Linked DNA regions of Homo sapiens: region 1 is linked to region 2. Evidence: chromatin loops called from intact Hi-C (ENCODE). Cell type or tissue: PC-3. All regions are shown on one strand.

The links. Hi-C counts contacts between places; a loop is a spot of excess contacts. Peaks named below come from ENCODE experiments on the same cell type or tissue, not always from the same donor. Only the 100,000 strongest peaks of a DNase experiment are listed, where the experiment ranks them.
Region 1: a loop joins it to region 2, with 13 times the contacts of the local background. A loop is called at or near these places in 2 of 110 quality-filtered maps.

Annotation. Positions count from the first base shown.
Region 1 is chr5:136,809,830-136,814,829 of GRCh38, forward strand. No RefSeq gene overlaps it. Among named protein-coding and RNA genes, the nearest start is that of CTB-1I21.1, 77 kb to the left of the region's middle. In PC-3, no CTCF peak of the experiment used is centred here; DNase peaks (open chromatin) are centred at 692 and 1,912; H3K4me3 peaks cover 1,098 bases; H3K27ac peaks cover 3,318 bases.
Region 2 is chr5:137,187,708-137,192,707 of GRCh38, forward strand. The region is part of intron 3 of SPOCK1 (SPARC (osteonectin), cwcv and kazal like domains proteoglycan 1); the gene reads right to left. Among named protein-coding and RNA genes, the nearest start is that of SPOCK1, 310 kb to the right of the region's middle. In PC-3, no CTCF peak of the experiment used is centred here; DNase peaks (open chromatin) are centred at 2,984 and 4,894; H3K4me3 peaks cover 561 bases; H3K27ac peaks cover 3,026 bases.

The DNA.
Region 1 (5,000 bases), 380 kb before region 2:
TTTTTTTTACTCTAAGTCCTATAGGGCAAGATTAATCATCTCTCAATCCATCCATTCTTTCATCCATGCACCCATCCAAGCATTTAACACCTGGAATCCCATAGATATATTAAACCCAGTCTTTGCCCTCAAAGAGCTGGCAGTCTTGCCAGAGAGACAGAAATGCAAACAGGTTTATTATGACATGATATATTTGAAAGGCTTAGGGCCCACCAATTGGAACTTGTCAATCTTCCCCAATAATGGGACAGCTAAGACAGACCACTCTCATTTGCCTGCAGTGTCCAACATCCTCATTGCTCTTGGGTCCTCACTGAAGCCTTTTGGTTCCAGAGAAAAAGCTGAAGGCTATGGCTACACAGGGGTCTAGAGGGACTTGTGCTATGTCCTGATTTCAATACCAGAGCAAGCTCCCTTTTGCTATATAGGAAATGGAAAACAACTTTTTAGCACAAGCTGCTGAAGCTTCTAGGACTCTTGCCAGGATTTTAGTTCATCCAAATCAATTATTCTAAGATCAAGGTCAGTGGACCAGCCCTGGACGTGATTCGGGAGTCAGACAGCAAAAGTTGCAGGTCATCTGATGCCTTGTCAACACCTTCCACCCAGCAAGTCAGTCTGAACCATCACCAACAATGAGAAAGTCTTGTCATTGGAAGATTTTCAGAGAAGTGGTTCCACAGGTGCCCTTTCCAATATGAGATTAATCATAAAATCTCTGAATCATCCTACAAAGCTGCAGGAGCACACGAATATAGAAATAGTGTCCAATTAGCTCAGGGGATTATAATAGCCTGTGAGCACAGCCTTAGTCAGGGCTGTGATTCCCATGTAAGCCAGCTGGCCTTTCTCTGATGCCAGCAGACTTAATGCTGATAGGATAACATGTGGCCTTCAAAAACCAAGGCAGAGTGTAGGCAGCTCTGCACCGTCCCCACGACCAAAAGTTATACCCTGAATTGTTGACATGCCTTTGCATATAACGTTCTTTCCAATTGGCATCATTTGCCTACCTGGCAGATCTCAGCTGTTCCACACAGACATTGCCTGTGTCTTCTCGGTTCTGTGAAATTCTCCTAATAGGCAATCAGTTATCTGATGCTTCCAAGGGTTCTATTCAATAGATATTTACGCGGTTCTCTTTTTAATTAGATGTGTACATGTCACTATATTTCTTTACTTTTATGCATGTCTGTATTTTCTGTTAGACTTGAACGACCCAAGGACAAGGGCATGTCTTCTCTATTCCAATGCTCAGCACACAGTTGGTAGCAGAAGATAAGCATAGATAGGATCAGATAAATAAATAAGAAAGTCAGAATTCCATCCACACTAGTGGAGAAGGCATAGCGTTGCCATCAGCAAAGAGCTAAAAGAAATGGAATAGGTTCCAGTGGTCTCTTGGCTCAGGAAAACGGGAAGCTTCTGAGCTGGGATGGGAAAGATATCAACTCAGCCCCTTGTTGGCTGTTTTCCCAGAGTTTAGCAACTCTTTTATCTTCCAAACACTTGGCTTTGCTTTTTTTCTAATTATTTGACTACCTTTTCTATTATCTATTTTCTTAAGGTTATTAACATCTTTTGTATCTGTGTGGTGCACCATCACATACCGTTTTCATTACACAGATACAATAGATGTCAATAATCCTAAGAATATTAGCTAAAATGCAGTCAAATAATTAGGAAGTGATAAGCTTTGAGTTCACATTACCTTTAAAAATATAATTTGTTTCATATTTAATTATATATTTATTTAATTATATACTTATATGATCTAGTTAATTGTAACTTTATATAATTTAATTTGTAACATCACTGTGTTTAACACTCAGCTTGGTGAATTCCTAAAAATAGAACAGTGAGCACTGTGAGCAGGCATGAGTCAGCTCCAGCAGCCCATTGTCAGGATGACTAACCCAGATCATTTTCCCTAACCATCTTTCCAGGACTCTGCACACCAGTGGGGATGCTTTACAGGAGAAGCCACACGCTCAGTACTGGAGACTTGAGCTTCAAACTTGTCCAGACATAAGCAAAAGCAAAGCAGTCTGGCCGGCAGGAGAACTGCCACTCTGCCCATCAGAAAGACTGGGGACTATCACCATCATTCTTCACAGAATTGAAAGAACAATTCTAAAATTCATATAGAACCAAAAAAGAGCCTGCATAGCCAAAGCAAGACTAAGCAGAAAGAACAAATCTGGAGGCATCACACTACCTGATTTCAAACCATACTATAAGGCCATCATCACCAAAACAGCATGATAGTGGTGTAAAAATAGGCACATAGACCAATAGAACAGAATAGAGAACCCAGAAATAAACTCAAGTACTGACAGCCAACTGATCTTCAACAAAGCAAACAAAAACATAAAGTGTGGAAAGGACACTCTTTTCAACAAATAGTGCTGGGATAATTGGCAAGTCACATGTACGAGAATGAAACTGGACCCTCATCTCTTGCCTTAAACAAAAATCAACTCAAGATGAATTAAAGACTTAAATCTAATACCTGAAACTATAAAAATTCTAGAAGATAACATTGGAAAAACCCTTCTAGACATTGGCTTAGGCAAGGGTTTCATGACCAAGAACCCAAAGCAAATGCAATAAAAACAAAGATAAATAGCTGAGACATAATTAAACTAAAGAGCTTTTTTATGGCAAAAGGAACAGTCAGCAGAGTAAACAGACAACCCAAAGACTGGGAAAAAATCTTCACAGTCTATACATCTGACAAAGGACTACTATCCAGAAGCCACAACGAACTCAAATCAGTAAGAAAAAAATAAATAACCCCATGAAAAAGCGGCCTACAGACATGAATAGACAATTCTTAAAAGAAGGCATACAAATGGCCAACAAACATGAAAAAATGTTCAATATCACTAATGATCAGGGAATGCAAATCAAAACCACAATGTGATACCACCTTATTCCTGCAAGAATGGGCCTAATCAAAAAATTTAAAAAAAAAACAGTAGATGTTGGTGTGGATGCAGTGAACAGGGAACACTTCTACACTGTTGGTGGGAGTGTAAACTAGTATAGCCACTATGGAAAACAGTGTGGAGATTCCTTAAAGAACTAAAAGTAGAACTACCATTTGGTCCAGCAATCCCACTACTGGGTATCTACCCATAGGAAAAGAAGTCATTATTCAAAAAATATACTTGCACACACATGTTTATAGCGGCACAATTCACAATAGCAAAATAGTGGAACCAACGCAAATGCCCATCAATCAACAAGTGAATAAAGAAACTATGGTATATATTTACGATAGAATACTACACAGCCATAAAAAGGAATGAATTAACAGCATTTTCAGTGACCTGGATGAGACTGGAGACTATTATTCTAAGAGAAGTAACTCAGAAATGGAAAACCAAACATTGTATGTTCTCACTGATATGTGGGAGCTAAGCTCTGAGGAAGTAAAGACACAAGAATGACACAATGGACTTTGGGGACTTGGGAGGAAGAGTGGGAGGGGAGTGAGGAATAAAAGACTACAAATATGGTGCAGTGTATACTGCTCGGGTGAAGGGTACACCAAAATCTCACAAATCCCCACTAAAGAACTTCCTCATGTGACCAAATATCACCTGTACCCCAATAACTTATGGAAAAATTTAAAAAAATAAAATAAAAAGAAAGACTGGGGACTATGAAGTCTACAAAGCAGGCCCATGCTCTCACCATTTGTTACAGATTAAGTCCTCTGACAAAGTAGTCCTTTGTCAGATGTGGGGGACTCTGTCATGGAGATATGTGTTTATTAGAGAATGTTATTGGGAACAACTGTGAGGGAGTGAAGGCAGCAGGACTGAGCAGGGGGAGATGTTAAACTGAGATGTACCTGAAAAGAGGACCCCAGCTGATCCCAGGGGAGCTCCAAAGCTGAAAGATTTTCCAGAATCATCACACATGGAGGCAAAGAGGCTGGGCCTTTGTGTGCCCACATCACTCAGTCGCTGAGTGTGATGTAGCATCGATCCCTGAGGAGATGTAACACTGGACAAGGAAACCCCTTCTTCCCAGGGCAATGCCTAAGGACAGACTCAGCTGTGAGCCACCTAGAAGTTGAGGCAGCTGGGAAATAAATGCCTTGGTGCTGCAAGGGGGTTGGGGGTGTCTGTCCTACACACACAACATCTCTTACACCTGAGAGGGTCCTGGATCAGCATCAGCTGGGAACTTGTTAGAAATGAATATGTTTAAGTCTTACCCAGGCCTCCTCCATCAGAAACTCTGGAGATGGGACCCAGCAATCTGTTTTGACAGGCTGCCCAGGTGACTCTGATGTATGTTGAAGTTTGAGAATAACTGCCTCATACCAGCAGTTCTCAGATTCTGTGGTCCCAGAACCACTTATCCTCTTCAAACTTACCGGGGATCTCTAAGAATTTTTGTTTATGTGGGTAATAGTTATATTTACCACATTATAAATGAAAGTTTAGAAATTTAAAAAATATTTTATTAATTTATTTAAGATAAGCTCATCTTTTTTATGAAAAATAACTAGATTTTCCAAATTAGGAAAAAAGTTAGTAAGAAAAATAGCATTGTTTCACAGTTTTGCAAACCTCTTCAATATCTAGCTTAATAGAAGTGAGCTGGATTCTCATAACTACTTTTATATTCAATCTGTTTTAACATATGTCATATATATAGCTCATGGAAAACTCCACTGTACACTTGCAAGAAAATGAAAAAGAAAAAGGCAGATAACAACTTAGCATTATTATAAAAATAGTTTGACCTCATGGACCCTGAAAGGGTCCCAGGGACCCCCACTTTGAGAAAAGCTGGCCCTAGCTTCGATAATGAAGCAAGAGGCCCAGGCTTTTAGGTCAGATATTGCTAGTTACTCATTTGTGGTTTGGGATTATGTCTTGGAACTTGTGAACGTTACATTTGGGAGATTGATTATGTTTTATCCGGTCATATCCTGAAGAGTACTTCCTCCCTATCCCCAGAAGATAATGCAATTGATT
Region 2 (5,000 bases):
ACAAGACAGGAACCATTAAAATTCAATATGTTAATAGGAGAAATCTGTGTATAGTTATGTGGGAGCCTAAAAAAGAGAATGATAAAGCTGTTCAGGTCACTTCCCCTCAGCAACTCTCAGTGATTTCCCTGCAGATGCCCTCAAAAAGCTACCAGTAGTGGTGTTCTGACACATGGAAGGGTTATGATCCATTATGAGATAGCCAAGTAATTAGTTAGCATAAATTAGTGGAAGTAACAATGGCTCAAGAACGGGAGTTTTTAGAAGGTTATCCTTCCACCCCTTGGAGCAAATATAAGGTTGTCTGATAAGAACACATCTCTTGCTTAGCAGCAGTGTAGAGAAGAGGAGTTACAATCCTATTAGGTGAGCATCAGCCCAGGCAAGTCCACAGGACATCCTGAGTCAGGTGAATCATGGCAGAAGAAAGGTTGGGAGCTCTTACTATGCTATCCAAGATCCCACGTATGTGGCCCCATTCTTCCCTATCTTACACCTGCCCCCAACTTGCCGCTTGCTCCAGCCACACGTGGCCACCACTTTCTGCCTATACAGCATATCTTATCTTATGGCGCTTTGCTTATTGAACTTCTCAGATCTTGCATTTTTTACTCATTGAAGGTTTGTGGCAACCTGAGTTGAGCAAGTCTATTGGCATCATTTTTCAAACAGCATGTGCTCACTTTGTGTCTCTGTGTCACATCTTGGTAATTCTTGAAATATTTTAAACTTTGTCATTATCATTATATGTATTAGGGTGCTCTGTGATCAGTGATCTTTGATGTTACTATTGTATTTGTCTTGGGGCACTATGAACCACATGTATATGAGATGGTGAACTTCATCAACAAATGTTTTATGTGTTCTGACTGGTCCGTTGACTGGCTCCTCCCCCATCTGTTTTCCTCTCCTCAGGCCTCCCTATTCTCTAAGATAAAACAATATTGAAATTCGGCCAATTAATAACACTACAATGGGCTGTAAGTGTTCAAGTGAAAGGAAAAGTCCAACATCTCTCACTTTAAATCAAAAGCTATAAATGATTAAACTTGGTGAAGAAAGCATGTCGAAAGCCGAGACAGGCTAAAAGCTAGGCATCTTGTGCCAAACATTTAGCCAAGTTGTGAATACAAAGGAAAAATGATTGAAGGAAATTAAAAGTGCTACTCCAGTGAACACACAAATTACAGAAAACCGAAACAGCCTTATTGCTGGTATAGAGAAAGTTTCAGTGCTCTAGATAGAAAATCAAACCAGTCAAAACCTTCCTTAAGCCAAAACCTAGTCCAGAGCAAGGCCCTAATTCTCTTCAATTCTTTGAAGGCTGAGAAAGATGAGGACATTTCAAAAGAAAAGTTTGAAGCTAGCAGATATTGGTTCATGAAGTTTAAAGAAAGAAGCCATCTCCATAACACAAAAGTGCAAGGTGAAGCAACAAGTGGTGATGGAGAAGCTGCAAGTTATCCAGAAGATCTAGCTAAGAGAATTGGTGAAGGTGGCTACACTCAACAGCAGATTTTCAATGCAGGCAAAACAACTTTCTATTGGAAGAAGAAGCCATGTTGGACTTTCATAGCTAGAAAGGAGAAGTCAATGCCTGGCTTCCAAGCTTCAAAGGACAGGCTGACCCTCTCATTAGGAGCCAATGCAGCTGGTAACTTTAAGTTGAAGCCAGTGCTCATTTACCATTCCAGAAATCATAGGGCCTTTAGGAATGACACTAAAGCTACTCTGCCTGTACTCTAAAAATGGAACAACGAAGCTCAGATGACAGCACATCTGTTTACAGCATGGTTTACTATGTATATTAAACTCACGGTTACGATACCTACCACTCAGAAAAAAAGATCCCTTTGAAATAATACTGCTCATTCACAATGCATCTGGTCATTCAAGAGCTCTGATGAAAATATATAGGAGATTAATGTTGTGTTCAGGTCTGCTAATACAACACCCTTTTTGTAGGCCACGGATCAAGAGGTAATTTGACTTTCAAGCCTTATTATTTAAGAAATATATTTCATAAGGCTATAGTTACCATAGATATTGATTCTCCTGATGGATCTGGGCAAAGTAAATTGAAAACCTTCCGAAAATGATTCATAAGTCTATATGCCATTAAATACATTAGTGATTTACGGGAGGAAGTAAAAATACCAACATTAACAGATATTTGGAAGAAGTTGACTCTAATGCTCATGGGCGACTTTGAGGGGTACAAGACTTCATAATAGGAAGTAACTACAGATGTGGAGGAAATAGCAAGAGAACTAGAAGTGCAGCCTGAAGATGTGGCTGAATTACTATAATTTCTTAATAAAACTTGAACAGATGAGGAGTTGCTTCCTATGGATGAGAAAAGAAAGTGGTTTATTGAGATGGAATCTACTGCTGGTGAAGAGGCTGTGAGCATTGTTGAAATGATCACGAAGAATTTAGAATATTCCATAAACTTAGTTGATTAAACAATAGCAGAGTTTGAGAGGATTGACTAATTTTGAAAGAAGTTCTACTGTGGGTAAAACGCCATGAAACAGCACAGCATGCTACAGAGAATTCTTTTGTGAAAGAGTCAATCAATGTAGCAAACTTCATTGTTGTATTATTTTTAAAATCTGCCACAGCCACCCCAACATTTAGCAACCACCAATCTGATCAGTCAGCAGCCATCAACACTGAAGCAAGACCCTCCACTAGCAAAAAGACAATGACTCTCTGAAGGTTCAGATGATGGTTAGCATTTTTTAGCAATAAAATATTTTTAAATTAAGGTATGTACATTGATTTTTAAGATATAATCCTACTGCTTGGAATAGTGTAAATATAACTTTTATATGCACTGGGAAGTAAAAAATGTGTGTGACTCACTTTATTGCAATATTCACTTTAGTGGAATGGTTTGGAACCAAACCCACAGTATCTCTAAGGTATGCCTGTACTCTGTGCTCCCTAAACTTTGGAATCTTTGTCATACTGTTCTCCCTCTCCTGAAATCCTTTTCCCACCCTGTCTACCAGCCTTCAGGTCCTTCAGGTCACATGTCACATTTCAGGAAAGCTTGACAAACCACTTGCCTCCCCAGAGCTCCTTTTCATCTGCAGCCTTCCTTCCCATTCCTCCAAGAGACTGAGGTCAAGATGGAGCAGGGCTGCTGTCTAATCCAGACACTGGCAATGAATACAGGTCTATGTATATTTTCTGAGCAAACCAAGGAGAACTCATTTTGAGGTCCACCTGTTTCAGAGCCTTAGGAAATAAGCCTGTCCCAGACAAGGAGAAGCAAGCCTTGAAAGACCTTCCTGTCAGTGTCTACCCTTTGTATCTGGGGATACAGAATGTTCCTGGCTGTCTTCTATTCTCTTCTCCATTAATTCTTCTGTCTTATTTTCCCAGCTAGAAGCTACAGAGGGCCAGAAACAACAGGATATGGGAGAAAGAAGATTCTAACTCTTCTTGGCTGGGATCTTGAGCAAGTTACTTAACCTCTCTGAGTGTTTCCTCTTCTGAAAAATGAGAAACATAAAACATCCCCTCACATGGGTTTTATGAAGAATAAATAAGTTAACACACAGCTTTCAAAGCCCAGAGTAAGTCCTTAGTTAATATGTATCTAACTAATCTTCTCCATTCTCTTTTTTCATAATCTTTGCTAAGCAAACCACAGGATCTCATACCACTGGTTTCCAGAGAAGGCCTGCTGTATGATGGAAATTCTGTATCAGTAGACTCTAAGACACAAACCGTACTCTAGGGTTTAGCTAAGAAGTCTAATGTACTTGGACTTTGAACATAAAAACTTTTGTTTGAAATAAAGTAGATTTCATCCAGTACCTCAAAACCTTCGCATGAATCATAAATTTCTTTTTCAAAACTGCAGTATGTGACCTGTAGTATCAATAGATCAATCATACTTTCCAAATTACAGACAATATCAGTGGCCCATCAGGTAAAACAGGCTTGGAGCTATTTTTTCATAATAGAAAATGGCACATTCTATGTGCCATGTACACCACTGATGACCTTCACTGCCTTTGGCCAAGGTCACTGGAGACGTTAATGTGTGGGGAATAATTTGAAACAATACCTAAAGTCTACTAGTCTTAAAACTAAGGTGCTCAGCTCCAGAAAATTCCCAATGTCTGCATTCTACTTTCCAACAAACTCACCATCTGTCCTTGCGGAAAAGATACAGGAAACAAATAATGAAAAAGTAAGCAGTATGAAAAACAAGCGGCCAGGCGCAGTGGCCGGGTGCAGTGGCTCACACCTGTAATCCTAACACTTTGGGAGGCTGAGGTACGTGGATTGCCTAAGCTCAGGAGTTCAAGACCAGCCTAGTCAACACAGTGAAACCTCGTATCTACTAAAATACAAAAAAAAATTAGCTGGGCGTGGCGGCGTGCACCTGTAGTCCCAGCTACTCGGGAGGCTGAGGCAGGAGAATTGCTTGAACCCGGGAGGTGGAGGTTGAGCCGAGATCACACCACTGCACTCCAGCCTGGGTGACAGAGCAAGACTCTGTCTCAAAAAAAAAAAAAAAAAAAAAAAGAAAAGGAAAACAAGCTCAGAGAGTCTCCTTCCCAGGGCTGTGTGCTGCATGGAGAGACGGAGGGAGGAATGAGTTGTGCAGGAGAGCCTCACACACATGAAAGCCTGGCAAATACCCAGCTCCCAAGACCTGAAGTTCAACACGGCAGAGTCGTGTTATTTGTTAGTCACACACCAAATCCCAGCCACTGCTAGGTGGGAATAAGGAAAGGCATGGAGTTAGCTTACATTAGAAGGATTTTTCCCACTCCTGAGACTGCCTCCCTGGCATCTGCCTGTGTGGGCTGTGCAGTCCCTAGCATGGGCAGGGGCAAACAAGGCCACACTTCCTGCACAGCCTCCTAACCAGGGCACTGAAGGGTTGTAAACAAAGGAGAAACATGATGTGATTCATACTTTGCAAAGATGACACACTATCTATCAACAGAAAGATGGACAAATAAATCATTCTG